Linked DNA regions of Homo sapiens: region 1 is linked to region 2. A link is an interaction called in ENCODE POLR2A ChIA-PET data of the cell type or tissue named here. Cell type or tissue: MCF 10A. All regions are shown on one strand. Links, peaks and the distances in the headings refer to the core of each region. The heading gives the core; the rest is flanking DNA.

Region 1 (4,405 bases), core at 152-4,151, 140 kb before region 2:
GACATCACGGGTGAGGGAGAGTCTGGCTAAACCCACCTAACAGGATTCTTGCCAAAGACAGGCCAGGGTGATTGGACATCACCTGGGGAATGGTGGAGGGTGAGAAACCTAATCAGATGTCAAGGATGATCAGATATTGAGGATAGCGGTTCTTGCTAAACTGATGTAGCAGAATTCTTTGCCAAAACTGGATTTTACAAGAAAGTGAACATATGGGCCTAGCAGAGGATTCAGAAGCCTAACTGGCGTTTGGCCAAGCAGAGAATCTTTGTCATATATTTGAATGTGTTTTATGGCCCCATCCCCAGGTAATATTTGGCTGCCCCCACATGAGATCCCTTGAGCACAACACACACATATACATACATGCACACACACCAGCACCCAGACACACACACAGTTGGTTGCCGATCCCCACACCAACAGCATCCCCCTCATACCTGTCCAATTCTGTCTTGCAGTGATAGAAGTATAAATCAGAGATTTTTGTCACACCCACTTCCCTGTGGCTAGGTTCTTGACAACCTCTGTGTAATCTTCCCTTCTTGCAGTAAAGAATTCATAATAGTATCTGTCGTCCATGTCAGCCAACCACGGCTACATAAATGCTGAACACACATACATGCATGCACACACACACCCATACACCCGATCACCTATTTGCCCCACGGCCACAGATTGGAAGACCAGATATAAACAAAGCCCAGCCATGAAACAGAACCAAGTATGCCTGCATGTTCTGACTTGCTCCCATTTGAACTCAAGGTGTCATTTTAAGTACCTTATCTCCTCCCTGATGCAGCCTCTGACTTTGTGCCTTTTAGTAAGAATATCTTTTGTGCACAGCATTTAAAATGTCAAACAACAATGCTCTCTGCGTAGTTGAGCAACAGCAACCTATAGTGTTAGCCCTAGCACAGTGCCTGGCACACAGTAGCCCCGGTCTAAATGAGAGCAGAGATGACTTTAGAAATGGAATGAGCAAACATTGATGGCTGTGATTCCCCTGCAAGGGTGGTGGCATTTCCCAGCCATGAAATGGCCTCTATTAATACAGGCCAAAGGACTGTTGTGGCTTTTGAATTGAATTATTATGTGTTGCCAGCCTTCCAGATGATAAAATAAAATGTTAGTGGGATGCTAGAGCCATCTTCCTTGTAGTTGTAGAATTAAATTTAACAAAAATATTAATAACTGAGAGGACCCCGGCTGAAGTTATATTGGAACTGGGAAACAAGTCAACACTGATGGGAATGACATAGGGAGGGGAAAAAGGAAGAGACAGAATTGTGCAGAGCAGGGCATGAGACACAGGCTCCAGAGCCCAGAGGGTAGACAAAGGGTCTCACAAGCTCAGGCATGGCTCAGAAAACACTGGTACCACCAGACCCAAACCAGCAAACAGGGCAATGGGGAGAGATTCCAAAAGGAATCAGCACCAGCTGTAGTCTCATGAGGAAATATGTGCATTTGTGGTCTTATCAGGAGTACAGAGAACTGGACCACTTCTCCCATGGAAGGAACACCAGGACTGGCAGGAACTGAGAGACATTACAGGACATTTGGGACTGCCTAGATTCCAATTCTCAGACTGCCATTTGTTTACTGTATTCCTTTGGCAAGTTATGCTTGAGTTTCCTCATCTGTAAAATGGGATTAATATTAGTACCTACTTCATGGGGATGTTGTGAAAATTAAGCAAAATAACATGTATAGAGTTACTTAGGGACAACAAGGACTGCCATGTAGTAAGTGATTTGAAAATGTAAGATCTAGGAGGGGTTCTCGGGTCCCAGAGGCAAAATGGGATTTAGGGCAAGGTCCCAGAACTAGAGGCAAGCTGGGGTTCCATGTGGAAGCTGGCCAACCCCAGGGTAGAGAACCAGAAGTAAGAGTGAGACCATGGTAGAAAGATCAAGAATGTGCAGCAACATGCCCTTGAGGTTGTTTAAAGATGCAGATGATGGACAATATGGGTGAACCTAGAAGACATTATGCTAACTGAAGTAAGCCAAAAATAAAAGGACAAATATTGTATGATTCTACTTATATGAAGCATCTCCAGTAGTCAAATTCATAGAGACAGAAAGTAAAATGGATGGTGTTTGCCAGGTCCTGGAGGGAAGGAAGAGTGTGGTTACAGTTTAATGGGTCAAGAATTCAGCCTTGCAAAAGAAAAGGAGTTCCAGAGATGGATGGTGGTGTTGGCTGCACAATGTGAATGTTGTTAATGCCACTGAACTGTACACTTAAAATGGCTACAATGGTAAATTTTATGTTATATACATGAGCTTTACACAATTTTTTTTAAAAACAAAGGAAGTCTGTATAAAGTTTATACTTTAGTTAAGAAAATGTATCAATATTGGTTCACTAATAGTAAAAAAAAGTACCAGACTTATGTAAGATGTCGATAATAAGAGAAACTGGCTTCAGATAGCAATAAATTATATAAGAAATCTTTATACTATTGTCACTTTTTTTATAAATCTAAAACTGTCCTACCAAACAAATGAAGTATATTTTTAAAAACTAGATGCAGAAGATGGGAAGAACCAGATAAAGAGCTGCTTGGTTGAGTAAGAGCTCCCTTGGTTGAGTAAGGGGTGGTTGAGATTTGGGGAGAGATTGTTATGAGCCTGAAAACAGAGATTAAAAAGGTGATGTGGAAGGTAATGTGGGAAGGAGGAAAGGGATTTAAAGAATCCGAGGAATCACAAGATTGACCACAGCAGCAGATGAGCAGATGACCGTGGGCACTGCCTGGGAAAGGACTCAGGTCATCAAGTGACCTGTGCTTACGTTGATCTACTTTGCACATGCACAGGAGAATGTCATAAAAAACACACGTATAATCAGTTGAGAGTATTTCAAATTCCAGATATGGAAGATTACTAAACATGCATCCTTGGTATGTTTCCTTAAAGCACAACAAAATCCTGGCATTTACGAACAAAAAGAATGGTGCAGGGCATGAGGCATGGGCCCATCACCAGATGGCCTGGTGTGTCTCCATAAATGAGGGCACTTCAACATGTCAAGACTGGGCTGTCAAGGGTTGATCCTATAAATCAGATGTCGTTTTCATAGGATCGTGCCATTTTTAATTCTTGTCCCAAGAAAGTCTTTATCAATCAGATCCAAGTTTAGCACATTTTTAGCACCCATGAAGTCTGTATTTGGCATGTTTACCCATGTTGTTTGAATTACAATAACTGGTAGCATTATTAGCATAGAGTATTATTTGCAGACACCAGAGTCAAGTTTTTTGAGTAATAAATAATAGAAAAGAGACCACAACCATGATCTTCCTATTATGACTATGAAAGAATGAATTGTGAGCTCCTAGGCTCCTTCTATAACAACTGTCAAGCCAAATGAAACCAAGTCATGGCAGGTTTTGGTCACATGTATGGTACTGAGCTGTTTTCCTAAAGGCCAGACCCAGCCAGGCTTGCTGGCTACAGCAGGAGGTGCTAGAGGAGGCATGGAACATCAGAAGTGGGCAACGCACAGCCTCCATGGGTGCTCTGCTCCACACCCTCTGGGAGCTGAAATGTCAGCAATATTGGCATCATTTTGAATACTGCACAGTGCTGTGGAAATTGGGCATGCACAGATTCTGACCAATAAACATGAGAAGAATAAGGAAGTTACGGGACACCACTCTGTGGGTAGAATGAACACTAGCATGGCAGGGGCAGAATAAAAGAAGCATGTGCTCAGCCGCTGGGGGAAATGGGCATTGGTTAGGGGTGCCAGAGGAACTGAGGGCTCTGGGCTGAGGCTGGAAACCAGTAAATAGTGTCTGTGGCATGAAGTGAGGAATCAAAGAAATCCAATAATATGCCATGAAAGATGTCACTCTTAGGCCCATCATTTTTTGCGGGGGGGCTTTTATAGTCTACCTAATTTATTGGGGTGTTTTCAATATGGCTCCTAGAAAAGGAAATATGTGCAACAGAATGCAGAAATAACACGAAATCTGACATTTTCCAGCCTGGCCTCCACCTATCATGATGGTTACGGCATGTAGACGGTGTTCAATACATGCTGTCTGAGTGAATGATCATTATGAAATAGATGGCAACAGCACTGTGTGTGTGTGTGTGTGTGTTTGTGTTTTGTTTTATTCATTTAGTCACCACCATACATTTTGCCTTTCAGATTAGGAATCATGTAATTAATGTCATTTCTGCGAGGCTTTTTCCATTGCAAGATGGGATCTGAACTGATACCATTGTCTAAATTACTCACTAAATTAACATAGTGTTATTTTATCTCAGATGCTTATCTTAGAGCATCCAATTTTATGCTGGCTCACCCTTAGGAGTACTCAAGTGAGGGCTGGACAACAAACTGCACTTGATGGGTGTTTGAGACCAAAAGATTCAAGGATCGCTTC
Region 2 (4,405 bases), core at 184-4,183:
CCGTTCACACAAAGATAGCCCAAGGTATTAAACGTGACGTAAACACATTGCCACCCCCTGGCTTCTCCACCCGATGCTAGGAGACTTTGCAGCTGGCTGGGTGATCAGTCAGCGTCCCAAATTGCCTTCCCCTGTGGCATTCCACTCAGGTCTCCCAGAGGGGGGAAATGGATTCTGTCCTCAGCCCACTGCTCCTGGAATTGCAAGCATTCGGTGAGGCTGGCCCCCACCCCTGGCTTCTCCAGGGCTCCTGCATGCAGAGCAGTGCTGCAGAGGACCATGGTACATGGACTTCCCCTCCACTATCCATCTCAGAGTGCACAGCTCAGGGCCAGAGACGAGGGGCAGAGCCAGGAGGGAGGCAGAGCAGCCCTCAGCATGGCCTGGCCTGCTGCTCGAGGTTATTGTTCCCAGATGGAGATTGTCAAACCCTGTCAGCCTCAGATACACACTGAGAGTGCTATATCCGCATTCCTGGAATGTGTGGCGGCCCCAGCTTCACCTTCTACAGCCTTTGATTCAATAACATGTCAAGTCCCTTCAGCCTCACCAGAGCTAAAACTTTCTCATCCACTCACTGCCTCTGCACACAGGCATTGTGGCTGTCTAAATATTTAAGCTGGGCCAAGGGGAGGTATATTTAGTCTGGATTGATTACGCTAGTTGTTTAAGCCAACTGGATCTCACCTGCTCATGTCAGTTTCATGATGAGCTCTGGAAGCCAAAGGCTGTTGGCTGTGCTTGTTGGGCCTTAGAACTGAGTATCATGACTGCTGTCCCAGGGGTTGGCTGCCTACAGGGCCAGGGGGAAGGAGCATGGCAATTTGGCTGGTTGCTCTTTAGTGTATGGCGTGGCTGCCGGCACCACAAAAGGCCTTAGCCAGAGACTTCTGGGGGTATCCTGGTGCCCTTCATTCTCCACTCGGCACACCCGGGCCATCACACAGACCCCTCCACACCAGTCCTGGCATTGCCTGCTAGCATTGTGATGCTGCTCCCGCCTGGTAGACCCTTTCTACAATGAGTCTATTCCCTTTGACTGATCTGAAAGAAATTGAATCTGCGAGTCATGAGGGTAATTGTGGGGACAGATGAGGATACCTGGGCCCAGGGATGAAAAGCAGTTTGCTTAGGATCACACAGCAGTTGGTGATGCAGCTGTATCTATAATTCTGGACCTTCGACTTTCCAGCTATCATGGGTCACATTGTGTCTTCTAAAAAGGCACGTTGAAATCCTAACTCCTGGTACTTGTGAATATGACCTTATTTGGAAATAAGGTATTTGCAGATGCAATCAAGTTGCAATGTGGTCATTAGAGCAGACCCTAACCCAATATGATTGGTTTCCTTATAATAAGAGGGAAATTTGGACACAGACATACACAGAGGGAAGACAGCCCATATGAAGAAGGAGGCAGACATTAGGGCTATGCAGCCAGAAGCCAGGGAACACCTGGATGAAGCCTCCATGAACTGGAAGAGGCAAGGAGGGATCCTCCCCTAGAGGCTTTGGAGGGAGTGTGGCCCTGCCCACCATCTTGATTTTAGACTTCTAACGTCCAGAACTGTGAGAGAAGGAATTTCTGGTGTTTTATGCCACCCAGTTTGTGGCATTTTGTTACAGCAGTCCTAGAAAACTCATACCATCCAATAGTGTCTCTGATACAAGAACTGGGTGAAATTCTAGAAAATGCGGTTCCTTGGAAGTGATGAGAGACAGCTCATTGTGGTTTCAGATTCAAGAGTACCTAGCAGGTCATGTTTAATATGTGAGTCATCTCTGAGGAGAACTTGATGTTCTGTGTTTCCTGTTACCTGAGAAAAGCTCTCCATCAAGGCCCAGTGATATGGACTCCTTCTCTCCTCCTAAAGTTTAATTTGTGGATTAATGTGAAATCATCCTTCTGATGATTTCATGTATGTGGCCTTCCCATCTGAGGTATTTCAACACACTTACCAAATACCGTGACCCTTAGGAGTGGCCTCTGGGGTTAGGAATTCCTGCTTTGCATCTGCCCTTTAACCTCCCCTAGTCCGAATGCCTTCATTAAACTGAGTCATTTAGTTTTGTGAATTCAGAAAAAATGAAAAGAGCTGGCATAGAAAACACTAGGGCTCTAGCTTTGGACTGACTGTGGGCTGTGGGTTTGGTCAAATAGGGCTTTGCAATTGACCTCAATGTTTATCCCAATTCTCAAGGCACAGAGATTATGAGCTGGCAATTTTCCGAGAATCCATTAGTCAACTCCTTGAGTCTGTGATGATGTTTCTTACAAGGCAATTAGCAGGTTTTTTCGTCCAGGGAGAGGTGTGTTCATGCCCTGACACCCAGCAATGCCAGTCCAAGAGAACCCTCATGCCTGTGGCCTTCTGCCAGCCTCACACATCAGCTGAGGTTGGCTCCCCAAACCCTAGGTCTCCTGGTTGTATCACTTTGGGAATAACCATACAAATAAATATGTTCCATTTTTGTGACTCACTGCCCCTCGCTGAAGCTTCTTGTTTACTATGGAAGAGCTAAGAATCTAAATGCATCAAGAGACAGCTCTCTCCACCCCGCAAGACATGAGTTGCACTAAGTGGAAGCATACTTTCTCTGTCTTCCCAAACCAATGGGTGGAATCAATTTAAAACCTCATAGTCATGCAATCCATGTGCAGAAACTCCCCTGCATGTTTTAATGTTCCTACCAAAAAGAACATAATGTTCTTGCCTGTATTTTAAGATAGCATTGCACTGCAAGGGCAATAGGTTTAAACAACTTCTCACTGGCTACACCAATTATAGTATAGTCATACACGGCACCCTGTGTAGCCACAGAGAGTCATGCTTGGGAAGCAAATTTTGTGATGTGGGAAAATGTTTATGGTCTGTTATTTTTTTTTTTTTTTAATTTTTTTTTTTATTATACTCTAAGTTTTAGGGTACATGTGCACATTGTGCAGGTTAGTTACATATGTATACATGTGCCATGCTGGTGCGCTGCACCCACTAACGTGTCATCTAGCATTAGGTATATCTCCCAGTGCTATCCCTCCCCCCTCCCCCGACCCCACCACAGTCCCCAGAGTGTGATATTCCCCTTCCTGTGTCCATGTGATCTCATTGTTCAATTCCCACCTATGAGTGAGAATATGCGGTGTTTGGTTTTTTGTTCTTGCGATAGTTTACTGAGAATGATGGTTTCCAATTTCATCCATGTCCCTACAAAGGACATGAACTCATCATTTTTTATGGCTGCATAGTATTCCATGGTGTATATGTGCCACATTTTCTTAATCCAGTCTATCATTGTTGGACATTTGGGTTGGTTCCAAGTCTTTGCTATTGTGAATAGTGCCGCAATAAACATACGTGTGCATGTGTCTTTATAGCAGCATGATTTATAGTCATTTGGGTATATACCCAGTAATGGGATGGCTGGGTCAAATGGTATTTCTAGTTCTAGATCCCTGAGGAATCGCCACACTGACTTCCACAATGGTTGAACTAGTTTACAGTCCCACCAACAGTGTAAAAGTGTTCCTATTTCTCCACATCCTCTCCAGCACCTGTTGTTTCCTGACTTTTTAATGATTGCCATTCTAACTGGTGTGAGATGATATCTCATAGTGGTTTTGATTTGCATTTCTCTGATGGCCAGTGATGATGAGCATTTCTTCATGTTTTTTTTGGCTGCATAAATGTCTTCTTTTGAGAAGTGTCTGTTCATGTCCTTCGCCCACTTTTTGATGGGGTTGTTTGTTTTTTTCTTGTAAATTTGTTTGAGTTCATTGTAGATTCTGGATATTAGCCCTTTGTCAGATGAGTAGGTTGCGAAAATTTTCTCCCATGTTGTAGGTTGCCTGTTCACTCTGATGGTAGTTTCTTTTGCTGTGCAGAAGCTCTTTAGTTTAATTAGATCCCATTTGTCAATTTTGGCTTTTGTTGCCATTGCTTTTGGTGTTTTGGACATGAAGTCCTTGCCCACGCCTATGTCCTCAATGGTAATGCCTAGGTTTTCTTCTAGGGTTTTTATGGTTTTAGGTCTAACGTTTAAATCTTTAATCCATCTTGAATTGATTTTTGTATAAGGTGTAAGGAAGGGATCCAGTTTCAGCTTTCTACATATGGCTAGCCAGTTTTCCCAGCACCATTTATTAAATAGGGAATCCTTTCCCCATTGCTTGTTTTTCTCAGGTTTGTCAAAGATCAGATAGTTGTAGATATGTGGCATTATTTCTGAGGGCTCTGTTCTGTTCCATTGATCTATATCTCTGTTTTGGTACCAGTACCATGCTGTTTTGGTTACTGTAGCCTTGTAGTATAGTTTGAAGTCAGGTAGTGTGATGCCTCCAGCTTTGTTCTTTTGGCTTAGGATTGACTTGGTGATGCGGGCTCTTTTTTGGTTCCATATGAACTTT

What was found. ChIA-PET counts read pairs that join two places held together with the same protein. Peaks named below come from ENCODE experiments on the same cell type or tissue, not always from the same donor. Only the 100,000 strongest peaks of a DNase experiment are listed, where the experiment ranks them.
Region 1: POLR2A ChIA-PET joins it to region 2 with 6 read pairs; 2 of 35 experiments call an interaction of 5 or more read pairs at or near these places.

Annotation. Positions count from the first base shown.
Region 1 is chr4:52,964,727-52,969,131 of GRCh38, reverse strand. The region is part of intron 5 of SCFD2 (sec1 family domain containing 2); the gene reads left to right. Among named protein-coding and RNA genes, the nearest start is that of SCFD2-AS1, 40 kb to the right of the region's middle. In MCF 10A, for the core only: no CTCF peak of the experiment used is centred there; no DNase peak of the experiment used is centred there.
Region 2 is chr4:52,820,977-52,825,381 of GRCh38, reverse strand. No RefSeq gene overlaps it. Among named protein-coding and RNA genes, the nearest start is that of LINC01618, 33 kb to the right of the region's middle. In MCF 10A, for the core only: no CTCF peak of the experiment used is centred there; DNase peaks (open chromatin) are centred at 1,771 and 2,251.